4 separate regions of the Homo sapiens genome follow, and all the other regions are linked to region 2. The links are chromatin loops, found by intact Hi-C in ENCODE. Cell type or tissue: MCF 10A. All regions are shown on one strand. Each heading gives the region's core, and the rest is flanking DNA. Links, peaks and the distances in the headings are about the cores only.

Region 1 (8,291 bases), core at 1,064-6,063, 290 kb before region 2:
TCTGTTAAGGTTAAAAGTTCTCACAGTGAGGAGAAAAAAAAGGAATAATTCACTCCTTACAATTTCTCTTTTGTGCTCATAAGTCCTCCCACCCAGTTACTTATTAGTCAATTTTCAAGATAATGGATTTGTTCCATCTAACAAAAGGAAATCAATGGTACTAAAGATGACCAAAGGTCGCTGAGTATAAAAGATTCTCAATGATCTTCAATTAATCTTCACAAGTAGCTCTGCATCAGAAATGAAAAATTATTGTCTTCAATGGCGAAACTATGACATTTTGTGTTAATTTCTAATGATAAAAGTCCATGTGTTTTTTTAAAACCTCGGAGACATAAACTGAGGCAACCGAGTCAAACCGCATAAGATTGTGATGAAATAGATTAAGATATTTAATTCATAAGATTTTGTGAATATCTTATACAAATAGAAAAGAAAACCTGCCATCTTTGGATATCTACTTTTGTTAAAAATACTAGAAACTCATAATCATGGTCTAAAATCCAGTGTTTATGTCCAACTAAATTTGATCTTATACCAAGCCATAGTTGTTTGTCAGGTGTGTATATCAAATAAACTGGATGGATCTAAACACAGAACAAGAATAAAATGTTACAAAATATTTTCACAGCTGCCTTCTATATTGAACATATGTTCTTCCACGTAATTGTCATCATTCTTCAAAACATTGTGCCTCAACTGGCATACATTTCTTATTTACTGGCTTTTAAATTTATCAGCTCCATCGATTTACTTTTGACAACGGTATTTCCAACACTCACATAATTTGAAGTAGACGACTGTATTTTATGTCATTGCCACCCAATCCAACAAACAAGAGGCAAGGTAAGCAGGCTTTTAATTCTGAGATTTATGTTTACTTTTTCTTAAAATATATACCGAAGCAAAACCCTACAGAGGCATTAAAGATAAAAGGACATCCTATCCTTCCTGTGATATAGAATTACAAGGGGAAGATGCCAGGTTTTTACAAAATCAGCTGCTGCTCCAGAGTATTCTTGGTCTCCTGAGGGATGCTGCAAAACCCTGCAGGTTAAATTAAACGCGCCTTCTTCAGAACCATCTTTGTTAAATATGAAAAGACACTACCTCCGACAAACACCCAAGTTACTACACACAATTCATTCTTGCAAATTATCTTTCTCCTCATACTCTGTAACTGCAAGGTGAATTTTAATGTAACAAAGGAGAGATGGATGTGTGAAGTGTGAGGCTGAATAAAAATGGCTGAAAAGCAATCCAAGCGAGGCTGGAGGGTAGCCACACCCAGTGCTAATATGGACTATTCCAAAATAAATCTGTTATACCAAGGGCCACGGGCACTGTTTCGTTCTTTCCCTCCATTTATTTCACAGATACCTATTATTAATAAATAGTAGTCACAGGTTACTCCAATGACAGAAAAAAACCCCAAATATTTCAAAGTGAACCATCCTAATATGTGGCTACGCCATCATATTTTCAGGATTTCGAGAGCTAGTCTGCATCTCCACTCTCCTTTGTGTGACCACAAATAACAACCCTGAAATGGGTGTGTCCCTCTTAAAAGGATGCACTCCAGCCCTCTCAGTTAATGGTTCTGCCAGGAGATTTCAACCTTTGGGCAGAAATAAATGCACTGGGATGCATGGAACAATAAGAAAGCACTTTAACTCCGGGGATGAGAAAACATTAAACAAGTACTGAATGATGCACAGATCCCAAAAGAACTCCCGGAGGAGGCGATTGATGCATTATTTAAAATACCAGCATTACAACAAGAAAACAAAGGGGTGGGGGTGGGGTTAAAAAAAAAAAGAAAAAAACAACAACCAAGCACCATCCATTTTGATTCTTGAAATAAGAGGTTTACTACCCCCCAACACAAAGCTCTGGGGTATAAAGCATGCACAGGTCCCACAGGTGAAATGATGCACAATGGACGAGTCCAGGTCCCGGGTTTCCCGTGCGCCTCAGGCATGCACTACTGAAATAAAGAGAATACCCTGACTTTTCCAGTTGCTCCACACACAGTCCATCTTGGTGGAATCGGCAGTGGCCTGCATCGTGCGGGCTTTGGGGGCTCGCCGTGGCTCTCCTCGGGGGCGCCGAGCGTGCACTCAAGCGTTGGTGCCCGGCTGCTGCGGCTGGGCTCGCAGTGGCCGCGCGGCTGCGGAGAGACTGAGGCTGCACCAGGCGGCGCGCGGTGAGGGGCGGGAGCGTCGCTGGCGCCGCAGTCTGCGCGGCCGGCAGCGAATCAGCGCGGCGCGGCCCCGGAGCCGCCTGCGCGCATGGGGATGCGGGCGCCGCTCCACGCGACAGCGTTGGCTGGGCTGCCCAAGGGTGCTACCCTGGAGACGGGTAAAGCGGTTCTGGCCGCGAAGGCGCTGACGCGGACAGTGGGTGGGAGGTTTGGGAGGAGGGGAAAAAGGGCTGACGGTGGGGGTGAGAGGAGGAGGACTTGGGCTGTTCCTGGGAGTTCTTGACTCCCAGAATATGCGAGGTGCATATTCTAGAAATTTCTGAGAAACCCAAGAAACCTGCTGGACAAGACCAAGTCAACGGCATCATAAATGTCAGGCTTGCAGCATAATGTTCCCTAATTGTTGCCACCGTTTACCTTTCACTTCTCCCTCTAACTCTTAAAAATCTGAACTCGATGAATTTTAATTGCCCAGAATCTTCTGAAGAATTGCCAGATTCTCTCCTTTTGGAATATTCCACAGATATCCAAAACCTTTGTTGGCAAGCAACAATCACTGGAGAGAAAGCCTACTGCTCTGTCCCAGAGGGCTTGTGTATTTCTTGGGTTACCCCTCTCTGTTTGTGGGTTGAAGGAATCCATGTCAGAATGCGGTGCCTGTAGACCCCAGACCAAAGCCCTTGGACTCTGGTACGTGGAGTCATTGGTCAATGCAGTGACAATCCAAGGGTGTCATTTGTGGGGACGTTCAAACAGAACTCAGGGAAGCAAAGGGCATTCTGTCTCAACAGTGTCATCTTTGGGATTGACCACTGGGGGGCAATGGAGGTGGGTGGTGTGTATTTGGGAGATAAGACTTTTGGCTTCCAAGCCCAGGTAGTTAAGGATGTCAGGAGTCCACAGTTAAAATGCAAATGTCTAAGGAAGGAACAGAACAATGGGTGGTGACCTGCTTTTTAAATCTTACCATAAACTACTTTATCAGAACATACATCAAGACCCTGAAGGAATGGATGGGATAAATGTATTTTGATGAAGAAAAGGTAGAAATAGGAAAGAGAAAGGACTGGAATGTGGGCATTGTCTGGAAAAGAAGGTACTGTTGGAAGGGGTCCCTAGAGGAGACAAGACACTGCATGAGGACAGAGAATGCCCTGGAGACCACGGGAGCATACAGAAGAGTTCAGAGGGAGCAGGAACAAACTTTCCACTTCATCTTGTGGCATGGCCTTATCCATTACAGGGTCTTTTTCATAGAGAAGTGGAGCCTTCCCGATTCTTCTACAGTTGCCAGAGGTGTTCTTTCCCAGATCAAAATCTACATTTGCATACCCCACACCAGCATGGGCCTAAGGACAGTAATCTCAAGGTTATGCTTGTAGACATGATTTATCATCTTTCATTTTAATGAAGCATATACACTTTAAAATACGATCTTTGGGATCATGTGTATTCTTTTCAGAATACAAGCTTGTGGAGAAACCAGCTGGGCCTCTCTGCGTATCTTTGTAACATATCTGAAATTATTCTTGATAAAGCTTAATGGGGTGTCAGAGCTCCCACAGGGCTGATGGGAAGGAACAACAATGACCACATTATTACAAAGCACTTTTCACAATGACCTACTCTAAGGTTATTCTTGATTATTTTTTCTATTTGTATTCCCTACCTTTCCTCCCTCCTCCCAATTTTTTTCATTGCCACGTCATTTTTGGGAATTCTGTCAGTTAAATACTGAAAAGACTGGTATATGATGATAGCCTGATCAGCACCGACTTCTCACTGCATGATATGAGGACAAGACTGAGAAGAAAGGAGAGGGTAAGGCAGGGGTTGCCTGGTGGGCTTTTGCTGCCCTGGCTGCTTTTCAGTTGGAGGGAGATCTTTAGAGCTGTGGCCACTAGGAGGCACTGCCAGTCCAATGATAGCCCCAGTTATCATTCCCTAAGTCCAGAAGGTGCCAGCAGGTACCTTTACTGATGAGTATTGTGTCCACCACATTACGGGAAACAGCGTGTACTGCCAATCTGACAGTCTGTATAGTGTGTATGGTGAATACACAATGTTCCCAATAAGGAACAGGGAGAAGCAAGCTCTCTTTAAAGTGGAGGATACATTAGGTCAGACTTTCTGGGCCAGGCGTTTTCATTGACCATAAAGTTGACCTTGGGGCCAGGCGCGGTGGTTCACTCCTGTAATCCTAGCATTTTGGAAGGCCGAGGTGAGTGGATCACTTGAGCCAGGAGCTCAAGACCAGCCTGGGCAACATGGTGAAACCCCATCTCTAAAAAAAATACAAAAAAAAAATTTTTTCCGGGCATGGTGGCATGCACCTGTACTCCTAGCTACTTGGGAGGCTGAAGTGGGAAGATCACTTGAACCCAGGGAGATCGAGGCTGCAGTGAGTTGTGATCGCACCACTGCACTCCAGCCTGGGTGACATAGTGAGACCCCGTCTAAAAGCTGACCTTGGAATGTCAGCTTGGCTGAAAGATCACATTATTTTCATTCATACTAAGTGTGGAGAGAGATGTTGGATGGCACACAAAAATCCACTCTAACAGTTTGATAGTTGAAGGTTGAGGAAGTAAGATGGCTATTTCACAGACAGATTCACACTAGTGAAGTAAAAATTGGCGGGCTTTAGCTTAATGTGTAGGTGGTAAGAGAAACATAAATGAACTTATTCACGGAAAACTAGGAATCACCTGTATTGTAAAAGTTAGCTACATGGCCTTCAGCAAGTCATTTATCATCTCTGGACCTCTCATAATTATAATACAAATAAATGGAAGCTTTAGGTGTTTGTCATTATGAAATAATAAGAATTTATTTCCCATAAACATCGTAAATGGGTGCTTTCTTTGCACAACTGCTCACACAGTATTAATTGAAAGCTCTTGCCAAGATCAAAACGATAAAATGGGTAGAGAAGATATGTAAATTTTCCTTAAGTGGTGAAAGAAAACAGAAAGCAAAATAAAGCTTGCTAAAAGTAGGCAGGAACTGCCACTATCTTTAAACCAGTAGAGAACAGACGGGCTTTATCTGCAGCCAGCTTAGAACTTGGTTAAGGTGCTTGCCAGGAGAGGAAGTGATTTCTTTACTTTTCAGGATTAAATCATGCATTAGGCAGTCTGTTCTCAGGAAAAGCAAAATAGTCAAGTTTTGTAATCTCATCCCAGGTCAAGATTAATATTGAAGGCTAGCATTCCCAGAGTGGCTTTATTGTGTCTGTCTCCTCTGGCACCAGAATTTTACTGATGGGAATCAGTGGCATCTGCATTGATACATTTATTCAACAAATATTTATTGAGTACCTGCTGTGTGCTGGACACTGTTCTAGGCATAAAGCAGAGTTCCTACTTTATACGCTGGTGTTTATGTGTGGGCAAATAATAACCAAAAAGGTAAATATATAATATTCATTTGTAGACAAGTGTATGGGAAAAATAAAGCACATAAAAGAGGACAGAGTGGAGGTGAGGTGAAAATTTGCTATTTTATAAGGAGGGTCAGCAAAGGCCCGGAGCAGACACCTAAAGGAGCAGGAGAATGCCATTAAGATATATGGGAGAAGAACATTCACAGATGCACTGCGTTTTCATGACAGAATGTAATAATTGGTACACTATATAAGCATCTTCATTTTTTTCTTGTTCTGAGAAATATAGCAATTGGAATAAAAGGCACAGAACCAAAAATATACTTCATTATGATCAAAGAACACTGAGAACTCTATGCCATATGGAATAAGGAAATTTTAAAAGGCAACCAGTTTGGCACATAACCCACTGTAGCAGAATAATGCATGAATATGGAGTTTCAAACAATAGATTAGCACATGTTATTTGCCAGGTGCTTCTTCATGTGGTATACATTTAGTTGTTACAAGATCCCTATGAGTTAGTGTTTACCCTTATTTCTTGATTCATTTATTCATTTGATCTACAAATATTTATAGAGCCCATACTAAGGACCTGTCTCCATAAATACAAAGGGAGCTGCCCACTGGGAACTCGAGTCCAGAGGGGGAAAATTTTACACATAAATAGATAAATGCAATAACTAACAGACCTATGAGCAGGAAAGAGTGGGTACACAAACAGAGAGTGGCTAGGGAGAAGAACAGGTTTCAGGAAAGGCTTTAGAGGGTAGGTAAAGTTGAGCTGAGTTATGAACAAGAAATAGCATCACCAGTTTGAGTCATGGGGATTTCCTGGCAGACAGAAATGGAATTAATGGGAAACTTAATTACAGAAATGTGCAGGGGCTAGATCATGCCAGTCCTGAGTAGTAATACTGGCAGTAAATGAGGGAGACACTGAAGGGTTTTGAGAAGTGGACTAACACGGGAACTTGAATAATTTATCCAAATTTGCAGTTTTCCAGAAATGATAAATTCTAGGGTTATGACAGTCAATCAGCCCTTAGCAAGACAAGTAATAAATCAATACCCCGACCCACATTATAGTGAACATGTAAGGCATCGCAGACAAGGAGAAAATCTTAAAAGCAAGCATAAATCAAAGGCAGATTACCTCAGAGAAACTGTTAGACCAACAGCAGTCTTTAATAGAACCAGAATCTAATAGTTTGAGAAAATAACATCTTCAAAGTAGCAAACGAATGTAATCATCATCTTGAATTCTATACCCAGCAAGACTAACAGACCTTTTCAAATATGTAATCAATGAGAAAATTTACTAATTGCAGACCCTGAAGAAAAATCTACCAAAGGTGACACTTTAGGAAGAAAAAAATTGAACCTTAGAAATGAATTGCATGAAAAAAATGCTGGACATAAAAATTATTAAAGGCCAGCTTGAGGATTTATAAAAGAAAGGTAAAATTAAAACAGGAGACAAAAACAGAACATAAGGTGGAAGGGAGTGGGAAGAGTAAAAGCATTCTACAGTCCTTTCATTGTTTAGGAGGAAAATAGAAGTACCAGCTGTAGACTTTGGCAACTCATATTTGTGTATTAAATATTTGTCAGCGGAAAAGAAAATAATTAGAATATATAACTTCTAAATAAATAAATTGCATAAACTAGAGAATTAATCAAACAATAGAAATTAGGAAAGGGGAAAATAAGAAAATACAAAGAACTGGTAAATGGAAAGCACAAAATGAAGTGTCATAAGTCCTCACTTAACATCGTTGATAGGTTCTTGGAAACTGCAACTTTAAAGAAAAAGACATATAAGAGAATGAATATTTTTTTTCTCATCAGTGTTAATAATGAATCTACCTTGCATGAAATGACATTATTGAAGAACCTGCTGTACATCTTTTCACTTAAAGTTATAGTTTCCAAGAACCTATGACATTGAGGACTTACATTATTGGAAATACATCTAAATATATCTAACTTGTACCAGCTGGAAAGATGGAAACTATCAGATTGGATGAAAAAAATCTAGCCAGAGGATGCCTACAAAAGAAAATCTAAATACATAGTTGAAATAGGAAAGTTTAAAGTAGAAATGGAAAATGCTATACCGAGTGATGTGGTTTGGATATTTTTCCCCTCCAAATCTCATGTTGAAATATGATTCCCAATGTTGGAGGTGGGGCCTGGTGGGAGGTGATTGGATCATGGAGGTGGATCCCTCATGGTTTAGCACCATCCCCTTGGTGATAAGTGGGTTTTCACTCAGTTCATATGAGGTGTGGTTGTTTAAGAGTCTGGGACCACCCCTCTTGCCCTCTGCTCCCTTGCTCCACTCTCGCCATGTGATGTGCCTGCTCCCACTTCACCTTCTGCCATGATTGTAAGCTTCCCGAGGCCCTCGCCAGACACTGAGCAGATGTTCGTGGCATACTTGTACAGCCCGCAGATCCGTGAGCCAATTAAACCTTTTTTCTTTATAAATAACCCAGTCTCAGGTATTCCTTTATAGTAACAAAAGAACAGCCTAACACACTAGGTTAATAGAGTATTATATAGTGACCTTGCTAAATTTACTTATTAATTCCGTTTGAAGATTCTTTAAAAATTTTTATGCACATAGAGGCATACCTTAGAGATATTGTGGGTTCTGTTTGAGACCACTACAATGAAGTGAATATTGCAATAAAGTGA
Region 2 (8,291 bases), core at 1,785-6,784:
TAGATCATGAGGGTAGAACCCTCCACAGGGATTAGTGCCCTCATAAAAGAGGCCCAAAGAAGCACATTTACCCTTTCTCCTAGGTGAGAACACAGTAAGAAGTCAGCAGTCTGCAACTCAGGAGAGGGCCCTCACAAGAATCTGTGACCATGCTGGCACTCTGATTTTGGACTTCCCAGCCTCCAGAAGTGTTAGAAAATGTCTGTTGTTTATAAGCTACCCAGTCCATGATATTTTGTTATAGCAACTCAAATGGAATAAAACATACTCCTTCTCAACTCCCAAATGCTCCTTTAAGATGATTATTGTTTTGTTTGTTTGTTTTTTAGAAACAGGGTATTGCTTTGTTGCTCAGGCTGAAGTGCAGTGGCATAATCATAGCTCACTGTAAACTCAAACTCCTGGGCTCAAGTGATCCACCCGCCTCAGCCTTCCTGAGTAGCTGGGACTACAGGCATGTGCAAACATACCTGGCTAATTTTTGTATTTCATTTTGTTAGAGGTAGGATATCACTATGTTGCCCAGGCTTAAAATGATCATTATTAATTGTATAATGCTCCCAGTCCCTTCCCAAGATGCCAATATGTTGTTCAACTGTTTGATTCCCTCACAGGATAGTGCATTTTATTACTTACACCAAACTTCATCTATCCCAATTGTTGCCTGTCTTAAAAATGTATTCTTCCTCTATAAGTTACACTTTATTTCAAATTATGGCCTTCAATTTTTTTTATTTGAAGAAGCACTTGTTCAAACCTTTCTATATTTGTAATGACCTGTTTGCTGCTCATCATCCACAGGTCAATTGTCAGACAGAATATACTAACCTGGATGCATAGTTCTTTTGCTACATTTCCTAATGACAATTTACTAACCCATCTATCTCATCATAACAATTCGCTAATTCCTTCCCCTAAAACAAAGCACTGCACAGAAAACAGAAAATATAGCCTCCACATATATTGCTCCTGTGAATCAAAAGGCAAACTCTTTGCTTTGGTCTGTACAGGGAAGATCTCTGGGACAGCTTCCAATGTGTCAGGGAGCAGAGCAAAGCCTTCAGTGACTGACAATGGACACTAGGGAAACACAATACGAGTTAGATGCAGAACTCCTCCAACAGGTGACTTTGGCTCAAGGGCTCCCCACCAACCTGGCAGAACATTTCTTTGAACTGTACCATAGTCTGAGGTTCTCTCTATCCAATCCTTCCTTCCTCCTCTCCTTCCTCAGGTATCAGGTCTGCACTGTGGTCTGACGACTCTTCCTACCTTCTCCTGCTCCTCTGCCCATTATATCTTTTGCCAGTCAAATCCTATCTACTTCTCAGGAGACCCTAACTAATGATTTGACAACCTGTCAACATACACACAATCCTTGCACTGCTAAAAAAACAAACAACAACAACAAAACAAAAACAAAAACACCCTGAAGATCACTTTCTAGAGCCATCTAGAGGTAATCAGTCCTGTGGCATTCTGCTTCCATTTATTCCCTCCATTTAGCTCTACCCTTCACCTCCAGCAACAGAGACAGGGACCTAGAGTACACAATGGAAAATGTGCTATATTCCTACTGGCACCCCAGCTAGCTCTCATAGCTGACAATAGGAATCTATGAACTAGATGAACATATAAAAATGTGGATAGATCTTAAAATAGCATGGAATAAAAAAGGATCAGAATAAAATTTATAGCGTGATACCACTTATGAAAATTAAAAATAGACACACAAATAACACTGCCTGTTTTTCAAAGATAAATACATAACTAAAAGTGTATAAGAAACATTAAATATGGTTGGGATAAGGGTGGGGGCTGGATAAAAAAAACTGGAGAAAAAATAAGAGAAGGCTTTTGTATAGACCAATGATGATGATGTGCTTCAACCTGAGAAATATAATCAACGTTATAAGCCTAAGGTCTAAAGGACAGAAAATAAAAGAGGAAGAGAGGAAAGACTTCTCCGACACAAAGAACTGGTGAGCTCTCCAAGGAATTAAGACTACTACCCCCACTTAAATTCACTATCCTCAATTTGTTGCCTTAGAGCTAAGTACAAATATATCTGAAACAGAGGCAATGTCTTCTTAAAATTCCATTCTGGCTGCCTTTTAAGAAAAGCTTATCCATTAATTATATATCAACAAATCATGAACAAAGGCTATTTAGCATTTTTAGGTAGACCCATTAGAAATAGCGTTCTGTTGGTCTAATTAAAACTTTACTTCAGAATAATCCCTAACTTTTAAATGGATCTTAATACACATGTGTTGCTAGGCATCAATAACAAGAGGGCCTCTGTTGATGACTTTATAAGCACCACATAATTATATCTTCCAGTGACAAAGTAAACCCTAAGTAGTGATGCATTTGTGATTTTTATGATATATCAAATTTAAATGTGAAACAGTAAATTTTTACAGATAAAATCATTAGCTGGAAAGGACTCATTTACATAAGGATCAAATGTCTACACAAATATAAAAATCGAATTAGCATTTAAAACCTCCAGACTTGGTTCTCTGGAAGTAAAGGCACTATTAAAAGGGAGAATTGAAATTAGATGTCTCCACAGTTCTCTACCAATAAGGATAGGGCTGCTTTGAAAAATAAATTTAACAATCTATTTAAAAGGTTCTAATTAACAAATAACTATGTAATTCAAGATTTTCTTATTTGGGTCTGCAAAGTCACCTCTATTTTGTTAAAATAAGTGATTCTTTAATTCAGGATATGATATAGCAAATTTGCTATAATTAGTGGTAATATCTCTTTCCAGTTGTTTTCAGATTCAAGATGCCTTTACCCATAAATAAATAGATTTAAATTAATATGGCTTGGCCTTTGTCTAGTATGATCAGAGGTGAATAAAGTGAAGTCTTATTTCAATTAGATGATTACTTAATTTGCTTGACTCTTCAGTAGTTTCAATTTCCAGCGTTTTTTGTTCAGACATAAAACCTTATAATAAAGCTACTTTAAAGTGAGAAAAGGAGATTAACAAAAATGATCACTCTTTTTGCATTGCTTCTATGGCTTTTAACTGTAAGCATCTTTTGCTTCAAACAACATTTCGAATATGTGAACAGAAGGTGATTCTCTTAAGACTTACCCTGTGGACAAAGGCTTTATTTTGGCAAGTCACCAATAGTTCTTAAGTCTACAGCTATGCAAGAACTCAGACTCAGTTGCTGACTGGCCAGATCCTTGAGCTTTACCTAGAATAATAACAATCTTAAAATTATTTGTTTATATCATGTAAAGAAAACTGTTAGCTCTCTCCTAGTCTTTCACTGGTCAGGAAAATCCCAATAGATTCCTAAAAATATACTTTGATAATGTTTATACTTTCATCCCAGAGCTGGACCCCTCAAATTAAGAAACTTAGTGTAGATAATTCGCTGAACTGGTTTCTGTTCAAATTTCTATGTCTAGAAGTGTAGAAATCTCAACTATTATGTTCTAATTCATCTTTATACTCTATGAAGAAAACTTCCCCAAAGACAGGTCACCTTGTTCAACTACATTTCAGAGAAGATAATAGTAAAAGTAAAAACTATGAATCTGACTTTTCTGGCATTAGTTTGAAACCCCTAAGCCACAAATAACTTTAATTAGCTTATTTCGAATTATCTATTAATGACAGATAGAAACAATTTTCTGTGAAATAAGAATGTAGAGGGAAAACCAGTTAATTTTTGTTTATGTATCTTTACAAACGGTCTATATTACAGATAAAGTTAATTGAATAAAGGCAAATATGCTGAAATTGTTGACAATTGTTAAATGAGAATATTCCTAAAATCTGAACTTTTTCTTGGGAAAGCAGTTCAAAACTATAGTCTATTTAATGAGGTGGCCATCTGGTGACAGAAAGAAGCACTACAGACAATATTTTGCATTAACATCACAACTATTCTACACAAACCGACTGAACCACATAAAAGAGAGCACAGTCCAAAAGAAACATAATTCAAGTCATACATGCAATTTAAAATTTATCTAACAGCCGCATTTTCAAAATAGAAACAATAATTTTAACAATATTTTTTATTTAACCCAATGTATCAAAAATATTATTTCAACATTTAATCAATATGAAGATTAATAACGAAAGAGTTTATTTTTTTCATACTAAGCCTTCAAAATACAATGCGTACCTTACAGCACATGTCAATTTGGACAAGCCACATTTCAAGCGATCATGGGCCCTGCGAGTCTGTGGGTAGCGGCTCACCCTGCTGGACTGCGCAGATCCAGAGAACGACACGAGACCTGCGGTTGCTTTGGTTTGCCTTTTACTAAGTTCATTTCTCAGCCTCTCTGCCCACTCTGAAAAGTCTCCCCTTTCCCCCCTTTTAATTCTACTCTATTTTGTAAATTACTGTTGTCTCCTGAAAATTTTGGAATGCTTAAAAGGCACTCAAAAGCCTGTCCGAGATCGACTAGAAGACCCTCGGAAGGTCCCTCTCTTCTCTGGACCTCACTGGGCGTTCGTTTGCCCGCGCCGTCCTTCCATTCGGCTTGCCGGGCGCGCAGCGGCTTGCGGCTGTGGTCAGCCACCTTCCCGGGAGGCGGTGGTCGCTGGCCGCGGGAAGGATGCCGCGCTGGGGGTCGGGGTTCGTCCCGGCTGTCACGCCACCTTGTGACATCACAGGGCCATGCCCTCGGGGCTCAAGGCCAGAGAGGCTCCGCGCTTCCAGGACCCGAGAGCTAAAGATAATGAATGGGAGAGAGCGAGACTGGAGGAGGTAACGAATAAGTCCCCACCACCTTGCCCATAACGCGTTGCTTTCAGTCACGTTCCGCGAACTGGCGAAGGTAAGTGAAAAGATAAGCGCAGGTACAGAAAAACCTGCCAGCGAGAAGCTCCCGCCGTTTCCCAGGAGCCCCAGGTGGGGTCTTCCGGTTGGACCCCTGCTTCCGCTGATTGGTTGGAGGTCGCCACCACGTGATGCAAACCCGGGTCGGCCTCCGCTTCCCCCCCACCCTTTTATCCCCCTCCCCGCCCCTTTTCTCCTCCTCCCCACCCGGAGGTCGCCGGAGGCGGAGATCAGGTTACCTAGGCAACCGCCACAGGCAGTCTGTACACACCAGGCCTGGGGCGGGAGAGGGTTTCCTACCTTCTGCTGCAAGACAGGGATTGGGAAATCGGAGTGGACTCGGACTTGAATCGGATTGCCCCGGAATCCACCCTCTCTCTGTGATAAGGTCAGAATCCGTCACCTGGTGGCCTTCGGGCGTACATCACCGGGAGTCTTTGATCCCCTCTTTTTCCTTCCAAGCCATACCAAGGGGAAGACGCCAGTGAAGCAAAGTTGAGGTCAAGGGAACTCCGTAATGGTGCAATGGTGATGATAATGATGAAAGACAGTGAGGTGGCTTTACTGAGGCAGTCAGGGTACCAGAACAAAGTTCAAGAGAAGGAAAGGGAGGGTGGCCTACAGCCAACTATGCAGATTTTACTGCACCAATTAAGATTCTGGGCTGGAAAAACCAAGTGCTCCCTAACCAAACCTGACACTGCTCATCTAGAGAGTGTAGGGGGTTTATTTGGACCATCAGTGGTAACTGATGGATTCTGATCCTTTTATACCCAAAGGAGGAAATAATTTGACCCATACAGGACTTCTACTGGGCAGAGAAAAAAAAAGTTTTCTCAGAATGACATCCTAACCAACTCTCACGGCAGACAGAAACCATGGTCCTTTTTACTCTATCATTATACTCTGGTCATGGAGAACGATTATGTCTTTAAATTATACCATATGCCTGTGGCATGACAATTAACCCATTAAACAATTTTTTTAACAACTAGCATGTGCCAGACAGTGAACCTGTGATAGGTTCACAGTTTCTGCCTTCAATGAACATGTAACCTAGTAGGGAAGAAAGGCCCGTAAACATTGTTTTACAGTGTGACAAGTGCTATACAAAGAGTATGTGCAAGCCCTAACCAGAATCACAAGAAAGAGAATGCTTATAATACTACCAGAGAGAATGAAAGTCTTCAAAGAGAAGATCTTTGATTTAAATCTTTAGGGAAGTATGGAGTATGCCATACAGCCAAGGGAAAAGGACATTTTAGGGAGAGGAAACAGCCCATGCCAAAGTACAGAAACATCCATTCAGTTCCAGAGAACTATAGTTGTGGCCTGAACCTAGGGTCCTCTGTGGAGGTTGTGGCTGATGAGCATGTGAGGTAGGCAGGAGTCAGAGCATGGAAACCATTAATACCTTCCAAAGGGGTAAAGCATGAGCAGATTTACCTTTCAGGAGGCTGTCACAGTAGTGTAGAGGATGAACTTGAGGGAAGACAGACTACAGGGAGGACATCAAGTTAAGGGGAGGTGATGAGGGCCTGAACCAAGGCAGAGGCAATTGGAATGAGGAGGAGGAAAAAAAATGTGGTAAGACCTTTAAGAGGTATATGCAGAAGGATTTAATGAGTGAATGAAAATAGGGGGATAGAGTCAAAGATTGGTTGAGGATAATAGCTCAACCAATAGAAGAATGGTGGTGTTACTTTTCAAGAGAAGGCATACATTAGGAGAAGGAGGCTGGTTGGAAAATATAATGAGTTCAATTTTGAACACACTGAATTTGAGATGCCTGTGGCACATTCAGATGGAGCTTTTTCATGTGGGCAGTTGGATTTTTTTTTTTTTTTTTTTTTGCACAGAAAAGAAGATAAGGATTTTTCACCATGAAGAAAACAATTGGTTTGAAAAGCACAAAGTAGGCCAGGCACGGTGGCTCATGCCTGTAATCCCAGCACTTTGGGAAGCCGAGGCGGGTGGATCACAAGGTCAGGAGTTCGAGATTAGCCTGGCCAATATGGTGAAACCCTGTCTCTACTAAAAATACAAAAATTAGCCGGGTGTGATGGCACGCGCCTGTAGTGCCAGCTACTTGGGAGGCTGAGGCAGAAGAATTACTTGAACCTGGGAGGCAGAGGTTGGAGTGAGCCCAGATTGTGCCACTGCAGTCAAGCCTGGGCAGCAAAGTGAGATTCTGTCTCAAAAAAAAAATAAATAAATAAATAAGAAAGAAAAAAGAAAAGAAGAAAAGCACAAAGTAAGTTTGAAATAACAAGTAGAGAGAAGCCAAGGAGAAAAGTTGAACCAAAGAAGAAAACGTGAAGAAGAGAGTCGTCAGCATTGTCAAATGCCATGTCAAGGTCAAGTTGAGAATCAAAACATGTCCGCTGTCTTTGGCCATTAGAAGGTTATTTTTGACCTTGTAGTGGCTTGAGGTGTTCTCAGTCCAGATGGCAGTGAATCCAGGACTGAAAGCAGGTAGTGATGTGTTGCTAATGATTATCTAAAAGGTGTACCATAAAGGTATCTAAAAACAGCTATTCATAGAAGAATATAGGAGAGACTTTTTAAGATAGGAAAGACTTAATATTTATATACAGAAATAAAGGAGACCGTTGACAAGGAAATTTGGCAATAAATGAAAGAGGAAAATTTGACAGCAGTATTCTGAAAGAGACAGATAAGGATAGGATCAATACATAGGAAAAGGGATTTGTTTTGGACAAAAGGAAGAACACCTACTAAGACAGGAGTCAGAAGGGAAAGAAAAATACGTCTTTGAGAGGAGGGAAATAAGAAACATACATTTGATGGCACCACTGTTCTCTGTGAAAATGGGGTCAAGATCATCTACTGAGAGAGAGACCTTGAAAAGAGTGGTGAAAGTTTAGAATAGTAATGTCATGAATCTCGAGTCTCTAGTCCCACTCTCCTAGGAGAGGAAATTGAGGAAAATATAAAACATTTGTTGCTGAAGATCTAACTGAAGTTAGAGGCAATGCATTTGTAGTGACTTCAGCTCCATGCTGGTTAGGTGAAATTTTCCAGTAGCAATCCAAAGTGGAAAGATTAATCCTATGCAGTTTGAGGTGTAAAAGCTATAGAAGTTCCTGGTGGCTTCTGGTTTTGTGGGGGAACTAGAGATGACCTTTAGCCTCTTAAATGGGCCAGCCCTGAAAGAGCTTCGAAGAGCAGGAGAGTAGTTACAAGCTGGCCAACAGGACATTCACCTCTTGATGAATTCAGTAACTTCATCTGGAACCCTTGAGTCCATTTGTGACTGGAGAAAACATACAAGACTTGTAAGTACCAGGAAGGCCTAGCATCCTTGTGATTCAGAAATAGTTATACAACTTATAGAATTTGGGGTTTTTAAATTAAATTGTATTTTTCTAATTAGCTGTTGAATTAGAATAAGATTTTCTGCTAAATAAGTGCATTGATGAAGAGAAAATAAGTTGAAGTGAG
Region 3 (8,291 bases), core at 1,462-6,461, 210 kb before region 2:
AGCTTCAGGTATTTCTTTGTAGCAATGCAAAAACGGACTAACACATTATGTTTATTGTTCTTGTCTTTCTCCCCCTACAAGAACGTAAGTTCCGTGAGAGCACAAATCTTCATTTTGTTCACTGAAGTATCTCAAGTGCCTCAAACAGTGCCTGATGTATAAGATGTAACAACAAATATTTGTTATATAAGTAAACCAGCTATCTATCTATCTATATGGAATGATGTAACTGAAATTTTGGTTGTTAGCCAACACTCATATGACCATTATTTAAAATGGCACACTGCTCAGTCAGATATTATACAGTGAACAGGAGTGTTCCAGGCTGAGGCCTACTCATCAGCAATGTGATTCCACAGTTTGAAGCTCCTGGAAAAACAAAGGTGATTATATTGTATTTTTCTTCCTTCTGAGGGGAAGGATGATAATATTGCAGGAAATCACAGATTCAGGTTTTTCAGCAGCATGGAGCTCTTGAAATTATCAAGTTGAGTGTTTTCTCTTCCCCTTTTAAACTTAAACCTATTTTTAGAGTCACAGATCCCACTGAGAGTCTGATGAAAGTTACGATCTTGGTCTAGCAAAATGCTCCTGCAAATATTTGCACAATTTCAGGCCCTCCAGGGACTTGCAGTCCCAGCATAAGAATTTTAATTCTAGTCCCTTCAAGAACAACCCCGCCCCCTCACCGCCACGAATAGTCAAATCTCTGCTAGGTTCAAAAATTGACTAAGAAGATTATGCAACATTGCTCAGAAATCCCATTCAATATTGAACGATGTTCCCCCTTGGCAAACTTCTCCTTATGTCTTTGTGAGGATGGAGTGAAAGAGCAGTAGATGCAATATGGTCTGCCATCAGGGGAAGGGGAAACAGAAATTCTCAGAGCTCTGAAAACCTGCTGGCACCAAAAATAGCAAGCTTTTGGAGCTTCAAAGGCCCAGAGTCACTAGAACCTACACACTAGTCCACATTTCCATTGACAGGGTGTCCCTACATCAGAATAAAGTGATGGCTGAGTTCTCATTTTCTGAATTCAGCATTGTGCTGTGCAGACAGAAGTAAAAGGAAATTGGAGAAACAATCAAATTGCCAGTCACTGAGAGAGCAGAGAGGAGAGAAGGGTACGAAAATGGCAGTGAAAGCATCTTGGGGGAGCCAGTGCTGGTACTGGAATTGGACTTGTGCTGCAGCTGATTCCCGGACACTGTGATCAGGAAGAAAACCCACCTCTCCCAAAGGTGGTGCCACAGACCATAGACGTATCATTTTGATGCCAACTGAACATACTGGGTTGGGGGAAGGGAGAAATGGGTAATCAGAGAGCTGGATCATCATTATAAACACTAAGCAAAAAGCAGCTTTTACAGCTTTTAGTTAGCCCAAAAATATTTTCCTAGCTCTGAAAAGTGGTGCTCAACTGGATAAAAAGTTTATATATAATAAGGGAAATATGGCGGATTTAAATCTTTCCTTTGTGCCTAGAAGCACCTTATCGAAAGCACTTTTGAGGGTAGAGGTGAAATAAGACATTCAACAACCTCCCCCTATTCCCAAACTCAATTTTACTTTTGCTTCCATGCAGGCTGCCACAGGCTCCCAGGAACAAGCACACGGAAGTCTATGCGTACTTAGGAGTTCATATAGTTATCTGTCCCTCTACCCCCTACCCCAACTTTGCAGCTACATTATGATCAGCCTCTACTAAGATGGGCATTTACGTTTAATTGTACAGAGGGCTAATGAGTCTCTAAAGTTATCCAGTAACTCCAAGTACACTGTGTAAACAGGAAAACAAGGAGGAAATGCACTTACTACTTGCTTCTCTCCCACTGGTGTACTAGCTATCACTACAGCATCTGATAATGATACTCAAGCTATTAAAGCAATGATTCTTTTTATGTGCCTCACGTCCCAGTAAGCCAAAACAAATACTGTGATTACTTTAGGACAACTCAACCTTTCTCCCTAAAGTAAGAAGGCTAAGAGTCATTATTTTGCTAATGTTTCTCCCTGTCCCAGATTTTTTGAAGATATGAGAAAACAGGCATAGAAAAATTAGAAGAGTCATACATCTCAAACATCTCAACATCAATCATTAACACAGACAAGGCTGGGTTAAGCATTGCTTGCTTTCATTGCCCTTATAACACTTTATTACACCTATTTGTTTGTATATATGTCCCTACAAATACCTTGCAGGCAAGCACTGTGTCTTACTCATATTAGCTTCTGTTGGGGCTCAGAAAATGATACCCCAAAATATGGCCGTTTGGCATGCTGAGTGCTTTGAACAAAGGAGGCTGAAAGGCCTCAGAGCCAAAGTCTCTCTCTGACCTTCTCCTGCCTCCCCGTTCACCCCCAGCTTTTCCTTCCAAGGCACAGAAAGCGGCTCTCTCTGAAATTCTCTTACCTGACTAAGGGAAGTTCATCCAGAAGGAATGCAATTGTTGTGGACTTCCTCCATTGAATCTACACTGGGCAGAGAAGATTAACTCATAAAGCAGGAGAGGAAGTCTCCATGCTCATGACACCACACCCGACAGACATTTCACCTATTCTCTCAACTATTCTTCTTTACCTGCATAAGACAAACTTTGTTTGCAGTATCATTCTGCCCCTCACATTCCCATAACTTGTCATCACCTCTCCCAGAGGCCAGAAGAACCGTGTCCCAGGCTATTGTCTCTTCTCTGGGGCCACTAAAATCCCCTAAAAACCATTTAGTCTTCCTCTGAAATTGCCTACATCCCTCACTTTACATCTCCCCTAGGAAAAGAATATTTAAGCATCAGCCATCTGACCCTTTTTTGAGTTTCATATTTTGTGTGGCTCCCATGAACACCTGTAATGCCTTTTCTCCTGTTAATCTGTCTGTTGTCAGTTTATTTCAACAGACTTAATGACTTGAACCTTCAGAGGGGAAAGTTCTCCCTACACTTCTCCAGTCACAGACCAGTAACTCACATGCAGTAGTTGCCTAATATTTGATTCCTGAATGAATGTATGGAACATGTGCACATGTGAGTGTGTGCACACGTGTGAGCAAACACAGACACATAAACACAGAAGAATTCACATGGGTTGTTCATGATTCTAATTACCTGACCTCAGAATCTCTTTGTTTCTAATGAAAGGAATATTAGTAATCTCCGTGATGCTCAATGTTCTGCTCAAACTGACCTTTAAAGAGCTTAGGTAAAGAGAAGGGCGCTGGACATCTTAACACTTCTCCCTCCTCTGAAATCCAATAGCACTTAGGATTGACAGGATTTGTAGCTGAAGTCAAACATAATAGTATCTGGTGTTATTCTTTAAATATTCTATATGTATTATTCAATCCCCTTGATGGGTTGAGGGTTGGTAAAGCATACAGTTAAAAGCAACTCCTGGAGAAAAGTTTCTTTGTTACTCTCCAAGGAACTTAACTAAGAATCAGACACATACAGGTGTTCTAACCATGTGCTGAACTGAAGAACTGCTGAATTCTGAAGAACTGAGAACTGAAGAACAAGCTGACTTAAGCCCAAGGTCCATCTAGCTCCAAAGCAACAACAAAAACTCTGATGGCTTTTAAAGAGCAGATTTGTTTTTCATCCATATAATGTTCATGGTTAATGTTGAAACATAATTAATTAGCTAATGACAAGGGTCTATCTTTAACAAGAGCCTCAAGGCACAGGGTTAGAGGGCACATTTGTTGCCCTTGTAGCAACCTTAACATGTCCATTCCAATATTCTAATTCTATCATCTATCAGGCCTTCTTTGACCATCGTATTTAAAATAGCTTTCTTTAGCCTGCTTTATTTTTGAATTCACAGCACTTGCCAATGCCTGATACTATATGATGTGTGTTTATTTGTATACTATTAGTCTCTTCCACTAATGAAACTCCATGAGAGCAGGAAGTCTGCTTTGTTCTCCACTCTCTCCCCTAGTGCCTAGAAAAGAGCCTGGCATGCAATGGGTTCTCAATAGTTGTTGATATAGCAATGGTGCTGAATTTACAAATGTTCACTCACCAAGAGTCAGCATCATTTGAAATAAGGAAGAGAGGTCTAGGAAGGAGTTAACTGCTTGATAATTCTCTCTCTCTCTCTCTTTCCCTCTGTCTCTCTCTTTTACACACACACACACACACACACACACACACACACAAATACATACACACAAACACACACATGCACTGAAACAGAAGTCTTCAGGAAATGAACACCTACAATCAAGGAGACATTCTGACAACAGCCTCATCCAGTATTCAGTAGGAAGAAACAGGACCCAATCAGTATGAAAGATTTGAAAAGAGATTGCTGTGTTCTACTGAAACTAAAAAAAGATAGGGAATTGCTGCAAGTAAGCCAGATGGGGTAGAATGCCATGAAACTTACAGCAGATGGCACTAAAATATTAAACTAACATTTCCTTATGCTCCAAGCTGAGCTGTATGTTAACGCTGTTTATAGGAGCCAGTCTATTTAAAAACATACAGATGAAAAATGAATCCGGTATTGTTAAATCATTCGTTAAAAACAACTCCAAGCATTAGCACCTAATGTGCTTTCCCACAGGAATATGTTAATATTATTCAAGCAAGGTTATATCTAACAAAACCACTCAGAATAGGAGGTGGGGGGAAGCCCACAGTCTCAGGAATCTGTTCAAAAACAAGCTCGGTGTGGTAAAGCGTGAAAGTCTGCTTCTCTGATTTCCATAGCAACAGCAGCAACCCTCAGACAGACATTTTTAAAAACCAGATTTGTTTTTCTCCTTTCCAAATACCTTTGCATGATATTTTCAGATAATGTTGAAATACAGCTGACATTGCATAAGGTGTAAACACACAGCTTGTTCCAATTGCTTCAGTGTTAGACAGCGTGGCTCATCATTTTCTCTCTTAACTCACACGGTGATTCCACTGGCAACAGGTCAGCACCTGGCTCTCTGGGGATGCCCCAGTAAAGTATTGTCAACTGAAAGTCAGGCTCAATAATATTTATAGACTGGCATGAGCTACCCAGTTGAGAAGACACTCCCAAGGTTTGTAAGCCATGCAAAGAAATGACATCCATCTGCTTTGCAAATATTATTTAAGGCTTCCCCCTAAAAAGGAGCCACGGAATGCTTATTTACTTTCTCACTGAATCTGAGGGGTAGAGACTATCAAGTCCCAGTTACTAAGAAGTCAGGAAGAGAATTAAAAATAGAACCATGGAAACAGGGATGCACTGAAGAATTCTATCAACTATTCTATATGTTTGAGGAATTTCATAAGAAAATATTGGGAAAAAAGAAAATCCATCTGATCATCGCATACTATACAGACTGAGAGAACTTTCTACTGCTCCATATTCTTATTATAGTTAATGTAGTGGAAAATAGAAGTTGAGAGATTTTTGCTCATTGGCTAATTAAAACTAACCAACTGAAGGGGGAAAAACATTTGGAGGATTCTTGGGAGAATCTGCATATGAACTAGGCATTAGATGATGTTAAGTATTTGTTTTGTTAGATGTAATAATGAGCCTAACTAGTTATATAAGAAAATGTCCTATTTTTAGAGATGTACACTGAAGCTTGTAGGGGTGAAATGTCTTGGTGGCTGTGACTTAATTTTAAAATGCTTTTCCCAAAAGTAGACAAAACAAATATGACAAAATGATAATAATTGTTAAATTTTGTTTATCTATATATGAAAGTTCATAATACTATTTTGTTTGCTCAAGGTATGCATCTTTGCATAATAATCTATTTAAAATGTCTCAAAAAATGGAGCTATGAATACTCATTTCAAATCACAGATGAGAGTTAGGTATTTGAAGGGACAACCTTACCTTGTCTTCTTTAAAGGATAATTAAAATATATTCTATTTTATGGATGACAGTTCTTAGTACTTGTGAAATACATTGTATGGATTTCTAGAGTGAGCGGATGCACAACTACTTTAGAAAGCACGTCAATGGTGGATAAAATAGATGAAGCACAATGCACCAAACAAACAAGTTGTTACAAGAAACCTCCTTATAAGGAGAATCTTGCCCCCTGCCTTGTGGTGCCAGTCCGCCTGCCTATGGGGGTCCAGGCAGACAAAAAATTGCCCTGAATTAGAAGTACACCAAAGCTTACTTCCCAGTTCAGATAATTGAAAGCATATAACAAAAATGGGAGAGCTTTTTAAGAGAAATGGCAGTCATCTGAAGCATTTTATGTAAGAGGGATTTGTCTATCTACTCTAAAGAGGCAATTCCATGTTTATCACGGGAAGAACATAACTGAACCTCACCCCCAAATACTACTTCAAATATTCCTAAATTTTCTCATTGTTCAAAGTTAGCTTCCCATAAAAAATAACCATAGGGCTGAACACCTTCCTTTTTAATTTTATTTCCCTCCCTCCCTCCCTTCCTTCCTTCCTTCGTTCCTTTTTCTTTCCTCCTCTCCTCTCCTCTCCCTCTTTCTTTCTTTTTTTTTTTTTTTTTGACAGACTGTCACTCTGTTGCCCAGGCTGGAGTGCAGTGGCACGATCTCAGCTCACTGAAGCCTTACCCTCCCAGGCTCAAGTGATCCTCTCACCTTAGCCTTCTGAGAATTTGGGAGTACAGGCGTGCACCACCATACCTGGCCAATTTTTGTATCTTTTTTTTGTAAAGATGGGGTTTTGTCATGTTGCTAAGGCTGGTCTCAAACACCTGGCTGGGTCTCCCAAAGTGTTGGGATTACAGGCATGAGCCACTGTTCCCAGCCAGGGCTGAAACTTCTTTGCATGTAAAGTTTCACTTTAAAAAATAGAGGAGAGGAGTCTGCAGCATTCCAAGCTTGACATAAATTCAGTCCCTTTTAAAGAGAAGTTCCCCAAATGGTTCTTTCTGTGAATCGATCCTGCTAACCTGGCCACAGCTGAAAGGACCAGAATTGGAGGCTTGAGCTAAATGTTGAGCATGGGGGGAATAATGTCCTTGAGGTGGGCTGTGACAGGTGAGCTTCACACTGGATGGTGAAAAAGCAGCCCATGCTGGGGAACAAAGATGCTGAGTGCACCAAAGGAGGTGGGCTGCCAACTGAGCTCAGGGGCAAAGCAGGCCTGCCATGGCCATGCACTACAGGCCCACCAGAAAGGCAGCTTTGGAAGCCTCAGGTCGGGGGCTGATCCACAAAGGACAGCCCATCTGAGTGGCCTCACATTCTCTCATCTCCCTGAGTAAGCCCCACCACTGACTGTAACCTGGGTATACTGCCATATCTAGTACAGAAAAACAATCCAATTATAGAATGTGATAATTGCTGTCATTTCCAAAGTGCCATTTCTTCTACCAACCTAACCACCTTAAAAGCATTATTCAATTTAAATTTCATTACAATTCTAGCAAGTAGGAAATATTCATTACATTTTATAGATGAGGCTTGGGAGGTTTCAGGGAGGTAAGTGTTGGACTCAGGTTCAAACCCAAATCTTTCTTATTCTAGAGTTCATGCCTTAATCATAACATAATACTGCCTGTCTCTAGACCAGCCTTAATAACAAACCTTGTTTTTAATTGGGTTCTGCAGTATTCAAAATGAGAAGAAGCATTCATTGCAGAAGGTTTTCCATTTTATGGGGGTTATAAAGTTTCAACAGACTGGTCTTGTGCAAATTCGATAGGCTCAGCTCAGCAAAGAAAAGGCTGAACACAGGCCCACAGTGATATCACCTTCTGCTTTGCCAACTCAAGTCTTTTATTGCCTATGTCAGCTGAACCTCAGAAAGCATCCTTCTCTGCTGACTACATTTGCCCTTTCCTGGGGTGATCACTCCAGGAATGAACAACTGAGAGATAAATGCTCTTCGTGAGTAATAGTAGGAGATCCACATATAATGTTCTCTTCTTAATTAGCCTATTATTCTTTAACTTCTCTTTGGACTCAATAACATTTAAATGTGCTTTTGAAAAAGAACACAAGCTATAAAGCACATTGACATAAAATAAAATCCCACAACAGATTTCAGTGGCTTCACCTTTGTGTATGGAGTTGCCATTCACTTATTTATTAAATGTTTATTAAGACCCCACTACTCACTAGGCATCACTGTAAGCACTAGAGATACAGCAGTGAACAAAAGCCTGTGATCTCAAAAAGCTTAACGTCTACTTGGGAGAGATAGGCAATAAACAAATAAAGGAAGGCATACATCAAGTACTGGGTGATGATAAGTGCTTTGAAGATCTAAGACAAGAGATCATTGTGAAACAGGTCCATGATAGGGACCTCATCAAATTTCCAGTGCGCTCCATGCATCAAGATGCATAGAGT
Region 4 (7,880 bases), core at 1-5,000, 410 kb before region 2:
TCTCTGTAGGAATAAAAAATAAATATAAAAATTTTATTTGTATTGCACACATTTGGGGGGTTATTAGTGTTCATTAAAATTCTGAGTTGCCCAAAGAATCCTCAATTGAGTAATTGTATAATCGGGGTAGAGTAGGGAGGGGTGTCATGTGTCTGATTACTAGGACTATATCTTCTGGTCCACTTGGGGCCATTTTTACAATCATTTTTTTCATATGTCCTGTTCTAGCAGAAAAGTATATATGCAAAAGAAGAAATTACAATTACAAGGCCTCACGGGCAAATAATTTCCACAATACTTAATATGTATCTGCATTTTTAATTTGCTTTGGTAAAAATAAGACTAGAACAACTTATAGCCACTGTAGTTGCTAATTTTACTAAATAATTTGTTAAAACGTGGTCATAAGAAATTTAAAAATCAACCCTTGTCTTTGTTAAGTTTTGACTTAGGCCCTTGTAGCACATCACAATCCTTATCACTACAGTGTATGGTACTTTTGCTAACCAGTCCTGAAGAGGTAATTTAAAAGTCAAAATACAGGTTGAATATCTCATATTCAAAAATGCTTGAGACCAGAAGTGTTTCGAATTTCGGGTATTTTCAGATTTTGGAATATTTGCATTATACTTACAGTTCAGTATCCGTAATCCTAAAATCTGAAATCTTAAATTCTCAAAGAGGATTTTCTTTGAGCGTCATATTGGTGCTGAAAAAGCTTTGAGTTTTGGAGCACTTTGGATTTTTGGATTTTCAGACCAGGGATACTAAATCTGTGTTTTCTTGATTAATTTGGGTCAGTTAGTTGATAAATTTAATAACTACCTTGTTATATATTTGTCTAAAACTATTAGTTTGCGAGACTATTGCACATTGAAGCCATCTGGAGAGATTTAAAAAAATAATGCCTGGGCCCCACACCCAGAGATTCATGTTGAATTGGTCTGTGTTTGAGCACAGGGATTTTTTTTTTTTTTTCTTTTTTTTTTTTTGAGACAGTGTCTCGCTCTGTCACCCAGGCTGAAAGTGCAGTGATGCGATCTCGGCTCACTGCAACCTCCACCTCCTGGGTTCAAGTGATTCTCATGCCTCAGCCTCCCAAGCAGCTGGGATTATAGGTGCCCGCCATGACACCCAGCTAATTTTTGTATTTGTAGTAGAAATGGGGTTTCACCCTGTTGGTCAGGCTGGTCTTGCACTCCTGACCTCAAGTGATCTGCTCACCTCAGCCTCCCAAAGTACTGGGATTAGAGGCATGGGCCACCACACCCAGCTGAGCACAGGGGTTTTTTAAAATCTCCAGGTGATTCTAATGTTTGAGAACCACTGATCTAAACTCCTCCTATTTCAGATCTTAATTTTTCCAAGAGACAAGTACTAGGCAAATGATTTTCTTTCTTCTCACTGAAATTTTGATTCTGCTTTAATTATAAGGAGGTGTTTTTCTAGACTTAATCAAAATGTAGATGATTGTATCAAGCCCCTCATCACAATAACAGAGATAACTTTGACAGTTATATACATTGATTTTTTTAATGTTTCTTTTAAAGTACCTCATCCTAAAAATGTCTTCCATAGCCCATGTATCAATATATTTGGTTAATACACAAATTATTTATGTAACCTAACATAATATATGATGTAATACTCAAGGACTTTTGTAATTTTAAGACAAAATTCTTTTTACTTTAAAAATAACTGTACTAAGTTACTGTTTAGCTTACATATACACTAAGAATTAACTTATTTACCTTTGATTTACAAGAAATAAAATTAAGGCAAAAAGTAAGTTTTTAGTAATTAGTTTTCAGGAAGAAGTCTGGCCTTTAATGTTCTGACAAGCCTATTCCACACTTGCTGGTTGGTTCCCCCAGCAGATCTCCACTCAGCCTTGCTACTTGGCAGTTCTTGACCAGCTTATGTCTGTGCTTCTCCTTTGGGAAGATATCCCTGTGTACTCCAACATCCAATAAGACACAGCTTTACCCTCTGATAGCCACTTTCTAGAAGGAATCCAATGTATTTTCATCAGCTCTTCAATTGTCTTGTTTCTCACAGGGTATGCACTTTAAGGTTCAGGGCCTGGAGTTTATTCAACTTTGTCACTGTAACATCTGCTCCAGTGTCAGGCTCCAAAGTGCCCAATGTTAATGAAGCTAGTGCAGTGATCCTGGAGAGGGCAGGACCTGCAGGGCTGCAGTGACTATCATGGCCAGAAGAGGACAGTAGAGGGGTGCTGAACTGAGATAAGGGCTTCTCCAGAAGTCCTGTGGCAGAACCCATTCAACAGGGAACATTCAAAAGCTGGGAGGTTACAGGTGGCTCAGAGATGGCCAAGGACTTGAATAGTAAATTCAGATTTTACTATCACCTCTCCAGGAGGGTGGTAGGTTTCAGGGATCTGATGAGTGCCTAATATGGGTCTGGTGTTTTATAACTCCTGTTAGTTTTATCAGTGGTATTTTACAACTGGGGAGACTGAGGAGTGGAGGTTAGATAACATGTAAGAAGCAGAGCTTAGCTGGCATGGTGGCTCACACCTGTAGGGAGCTGAAGGCCTGTGGGATGTGACCAACTCAGCATTCCGCTGGAGGCTATATGACCAAACAGCAAACTGTTTATCATGAACGCAGGATGTGAGCAAACTCACACTGCCTTGCCACCAAAAGGTTTGCTGAGGGCCTCACTCCCTGGCACTGGGTTCCTTGAAGTTACCTATTGAGAAATCTAGTGCCTATTGTTCTAAGAATGCAGTCTTACAAGCCTGCTGTGAATCAAGCTGCTGGCGGACAATCACCCCCGACCCCCCACACACCTCACTATCTCTTTTGCTTAATAAATACAGAGGGCTGTGTAAAGTTCAGGGCACTTGTCCACTAGAGGCAAGGTGCCCCCTGACCCCTTCTTCCAAATATACTCTCTTGTCTTTGTCTTTTATTCCCGCGTTCGCCCCGCTTTGTTTAGTCCAATAGGTCCATGGCACACACATATAATCCCAGCACTTTAGGAGGCTGAGGCAGGAGGATTGCTTGAGCTCAGGAGGTCAAGACCAGCCTGGTCAACATGGCATAACCTCGTCTCCAAAATACACACACACACACACACACACACACACACACACACACTGCAGCCAGGCACAGTGGCACGTGCCTGTAGTCCCTGCTACTTGGGAGACTGAGGTGAGAGGATTGCTTGAGACTGGGAGGCAGAGGTTGCAGTCCAACCTGGGCAACAGGGTGAGAGGCCCTGTCTCAAAAAAAAAAAAAAAAAAAAGAGAGAAAAGCAAGTAATCCTGGCTGCTATGGTCTGAGAGTTTGTGTCTCCTCCAAAATTCCTATGTTGAAACAATCTCCAGTGTGTATTAGGTGTGGCCTTTGGGAGGTGATTAGGTCTTGGGATTCGTGCCCTTATCAAAGAGGCCCCAAAGTGCTGCCTTACCCCTTAAATGATTTGAGGACACAATGAGGAAGCACCATTCTATGAACCAGAAAGTGGGCCCTCAGCAGAAGCCAAACCTGCCAGTGCCTTGATCTTGGACTTCCCAGCCTCCAGAACTGTGATAAATAAATTCGTGTTATTTATAAGCTACCCAGTGTACAGAATGTTATGGTAGCCCGAACGAACTAAGACAGTGCCTGGCTCCATTGCTATAGCAAGTTCTGCATAAACAGCCTCTGCTTATTCTCATTTGGGTGGTCTTTTTATTTACACACTGCCAGTCTCTACTTGTCATAGATTATCCATCAGACCTCAAAATATATGAAAAAGGAAATATGATATTAGTAATTCAGTGAAACTTTCTCTAAGAGTCTATTTAAATTTGTTGCAACACAAAGATTCCATCGGGTTTCAGATAAAAACAGAAGATTAATTCATGTGAAGACAGTGCCCTTGACACTTACAGATGATTTAGCTCTCAAAATTTTGCTTGATCTATAGTTGGAAGGAATGGTCTGGCCTAGCAAAGGAAATACAAATAGAAGCAAGGCCCACAAAGGATCCTTTATGCATTCGTACATCATAAGTATCACCAGGCTCATCATGATCACCAGGCAGGACCATCAAAATGACTTTGCAGCTAAGAGGGTTTACCCACAAAGTTCTTCATTGGCCACTGAAACGTTATTTCTTCTGTCAAGCAATGCCCCAGAACACAGGTTTTCCCAAATACTGGAATGTTTTTAATCTTATCACTATCCCTCTTTTTACATTTATTTTAAGACAGGGTCTCACTCTGTCATCCAGGCTGGAGTGCAGTGGCACAATCATGGCTAACTGCAGGCTCGACCTCCCAGGCTCAAGCAATTCTCCCATCTCAACCTTCCGAGTAGCTGAGGCAGAGGCACTACCATACCCTGCTAACTTTAAAATTATTTTTGTAGAGACAGGGTCTCATTATGTTGCTCAGGCTGGTCTCGAACACTTGGTCTCAAGCAATCCTCCTGCCTCAGCCTCCCAAAGTGCTGGGATTATAACCATGAGTCACTGCATGCAGCTCTTTTTACTTTTATCCCATTTTACTTTCTACATCCTACCTTCAAAATTGCTTATCTAGTGATTATGCTCTTTAAAATTAAGCCTTGATAAGCACAAATAGATTTGTACACTTGCCAGATGACAGTATTCTTGTTTCATCACTCCATCTCTCTTCTAAACTCTGTTCTCTTTCCTTCTCCCAAGCTCCCTCTACCCCCACATCCCATCTTCCCAGATGATTCTGTCACTGGGACCTCTGGGCTGTACCTGTGCAAGGACTCACCTTCAATTCTCACCACTGCCCTAATCTGGAGAGTTCTGTGGCTATGTCTAACATGACATTATTGTGGGGATTGAGGATGAAGCTGATACGCCTCTGGAGAGACTGGACTGCTTGCTCATGAGTCAAGCATGTTAGATATGATGTGTTAACATCTCAGAAGCCCCCGCAGCCATCACTAGATTTTTCTGAGAAGGTAACAGTTGCTATTTTTAATGCTAAACTCAGTTCAGGAAGAAAATGTAAAATTATATTCAACTTCTGTTTAAGAAGACTAAAAAATGTGTAAAAGAGTTTAAAAAGCCTTCTCTGGAAAAATGTTTAAAATAAACTTTTTAAAAAAATTATAAAGAAGATTTAGTTATCTAGAAAATTCTCTTAGGTGAAAGGCAGAATTGGATAACACTACAAGAGTATTCAACCCCAAATAAGTATCAATGTTCAATTGAATGTTTGTGGCATAATTGGGGATAACTAAGTCACTTAGTTGACACGTTTTTTCTTCTTTTGATGTTACCAGCTATATAGTAAAATAGCAGGAAGTCCCATGTTACCAAAGCTCTAAGCTGTTGCTTACTAAGAAGGTCCATTGGTGATTCCTGTTCCACAAGCAAACGCAGCCCTTCAAGACTCCCTCGTAGCCATGTACTGACATGCTGCATTTTTTCATCTCTTTCACGCAGCTTGTCTGTTAGATTGTTTATGTCTTGCAAGGTCTCTTCACCATTGTCCACCAAGATCTAAAGAAATGGCATTTTAGGCTGTGTCAATATAAATTGCTACAACATAAATAAATACACATTCTAAGTGGATCATGTCCAAAAAAAAATATTATATATGCATAATTGGTATCAGTCATAAAAATAAGTGCTTGTGTACACAGCCAATTCACAAAGTTCTGTACATAATCTTGGAAAAATGGATTATGAAGTGAGAAGAATAATGGAATGCTCACTGAACTCAAATTTTTAAGTGGATAATGGTAGCCATGGTGGTGGCAGCATAAAAAGCTAGTTTCACCCTCAGAGAAGCACAGAGCTGAAGAGATTCAGCCTAACAGAAGGAACTTTGGAATCAGGCAGGATCTGGGTTGTAAATTCCCATACGTTCATGAACTGTTTGGTCTTGGACAAGTTACATAAACCCTCTGGGCCTCCGCAGCTCCATGTGAAAAAGACATTTTAACGCTTTCCTAGTCCAGTGTTTTAATACTTAAATGAGGATTATGTGTAAACTTTAAATACTTAGAAAGTGGCAGAGCCAGGATTTTGACCCCAGCCTATCTGACTCTGAAGTGGGGAGGGTGCAGATGTTGCACTGGTAAAACATGAAGAGGTAAGGAGTCCAGAACTGACAACTTTGTCCTGAACCAAAATGTGTTCATTTGGGGCATGCAAAAAACAGTCTTTCCCACCTTATCTGAGTGGTAGAGTGGGAAGACAGTTTCCCAAAGAATTAAGATTTCATAGTGATATTTGGTAAAAAAAAAAAAAAAAAAAGACACATTTTAGGAGGTGGTGGTCACAGTAGCATCTAGGACTGCAGGGGAGTGAGAGAGCTAGTGTGAATTTCCACCCTGATGCGTGCATGCAGGTGCACACAGACACAAAAGCACACACACTTATTAGGTAGGTAAACATTTTTGGAAATATGATATTTATATGGAGGCAACAGACACACGCAAAACTCACCTTAACTGTGGTCTGAAATTCAGCCCACAAATCCTTATATTGTGCTAAAATAAAGATTTAAAAAATACAATGGTTACTGACACAATCTGAACATTTTAATAAAAGTCGTGTTATTCATTTTTGTTTTTTCAAAAATTATTTTTATCTAAAAATGTCTAGTTCCAAAATGACAGAATAACTGAATTGGACCTGCCCTCCCACTGCAAACAAATAGAAGAAAGAAGCAAAACATATGAAAGAAATGTTTTCAGATGTTGAAGAATGGGCAGCCCAGGACTGTGACACCTGGAAGAGAAACAAAGGAGGTGGGTCCTGCAATCACCCAGCTTTCCACTGGGGGGCACTTTCCAGACCACAGCACTGGCACAGCAGGGTGGTCTTAACACAGACACAAAAAGATTAGCAAACTGAATCCAGCAATAGACAAGAACAATAAAAGCTTTTGAACAAGTGGGCTTTATGCTAAGAATGGGAGCTTGGTTTAAAAGTCAGACTCAATCAGTGCAACTTACCACACGAACAGCATAAAGGAGTAATACTAGCTGAGCATCTCAGTGGCTGTCTGAGCAGCTGAGGCCAGTCACAAAGGCACTCTGTGCCCGCATGACTGACCATCTTCCCGCCCCATAAGTACTCTGGACACTCAAGCCTGGGTGAGCCTCCCTGGTTGGCAACACTTTGTATGTGGAGTCACACGTTGTTGGGGAAATTAAGTGCATCCCTGAGAAGGTTGCTCCAGATTTCCTTCATACTTTGCCCTCTGTGCCTTTTCCCTTTGCTGATTTTACTCTATCTTTCACTGGAATAACAATAACCATAACAATTTTTGAGTCCTGTGAATCATTTTAGCTAATCATTAAGCCTAAGGGTAGTCCTGGGATACCTGATACTACACTACAGCTGCACAATTTTTTTGAGATAAAGACCTAAATAAATGGAGATAAATACTATATTCTTGGATTAGAAAATATAATTTCATTAAAAAGTCTATTCTTCCAACATTGACTTATAGATTCAACACAAACCCAATTAAGATCTCAGCAGGGGTGTGTGTGTGTGTGTGTGTGTGTGTGTGTGTGTGTGTGTGTAGATTAGGTGATTCTAAAATGTATATGGAAATCAAAGAATTTAGAATAGTGAAAATAATTTTAAAAGACAAGCATACAGGTGAAGAATTCTATTACCTGATGTTCAGACTGCATGTGAAGCTATAGTAATTAAGACAGTGTGATATTGGTATAAAGTTAGGCATTTAGAATAAAGGAACAACCACATAAAATTGATTTTTGAAAAGTTGCTAGGGTAATACAATGGCAAAAGCATAGTCTTTTCAAAAATAGTACTGGAACAACTGGATGTGTGTAAGAGAAAACAATGAAATTCAAGCATTGCTTCACATCATATAAAAAAGTTCACTTGAGGGGGGTGGAGCC

Evidence for each region. A loop is a pair of places that touch in the nucleus more often than their neighbours do. Peaks named below come from ENCODE experiments on the same cell type or tissue, not always from the same donor. Only the 100,000 strongest peaks of a DNase experiment are listed, where the experiment ranks them.
Region 1: it touches region 2 in a loop (6-fold over the local background); 18 of 110 quality-filtered maps call a loop at or near these places.
Region 3: a loop joins it to region 2, with 6 times the contacts of the local background. A loop is called at or near these places in 10 of 110 quality-filtered maps.
Region 4: it touches region 2 in a loop (12-fold over the local background); 5 of 110 quality-filtered maps call a loop at or near these places.

Annotation. Positions count from the first base shown.
Region 1 is chr14:59,628,441-59,636,731 of GRCh38, forward strand. All of the region lies in intron 3 of RTN1 (reticulon 1), which reads right to left. Among named protein-coding and RNA genes, the nearest start is that of MIR5586, 14 kb to the right of the region's middle. In MCF 10A, for the core only: CTCF peaks have their summits at 3,027 (motif pointing right) and 4,116 (motif pointing right); a DNase peak (open chromatin) is centred at 4,111.
Region 2 is chr14:59,915,060-59,923,350 of GRCh38, forward strand. LRRC9 (leucine rich repeat containing 9) reads left to right here and starts at 5,085. Exons shown (of 33, transcript NM_001395648.1): 1 at 5,085-5,214. RefSeq lists an enhancer at 4,245-5,444. In MCF 10A, for the core only: a CTCF peak has its summit at 3,868; no DNase peak of the experiment used is centred there.
Region 3 is chr14:59,703,585-59,711,875 of GRCh38, forward strand. All of the region lies in intron 3 of RTN1 (reticulon 1), which reads right to left. Among named protein-coding and RNA genes, the nearest start is that of MIR5586, 61 kb to the left of the region's middle. In MCF 10A, for the core only: a CTCF peak has its summit at 4,371 (motif pointing right); a DNase peak (open chromatin) is centred at 4,877.
Region 4 is chr14:59,505,313-59,513,192 of GRCh38, forward strand. JKAMP (JNK1/MAPK8 associated membrane protein) reads left to right here. Exons shown (of 7, transcript NM_016475.5): 7 at 1-98. It overlaps CCDC175 (coiled-coil domain containing 175), which reads right to left. Exons shown (of 20, transcript NM_001164399.2): 18 at 6,448-6,491; 19 at 5,334-5,496; 20 at 1-3. Among named protein-coding and RNA genes, the nearest start is that of JKAMP, 25 kb to the left of the region's middle. In MCF 10A, for the core only: a CTCF peak has its summit at 2,231 (motif pointing right); a DNase peak (open chromatin) is centred at 2,229.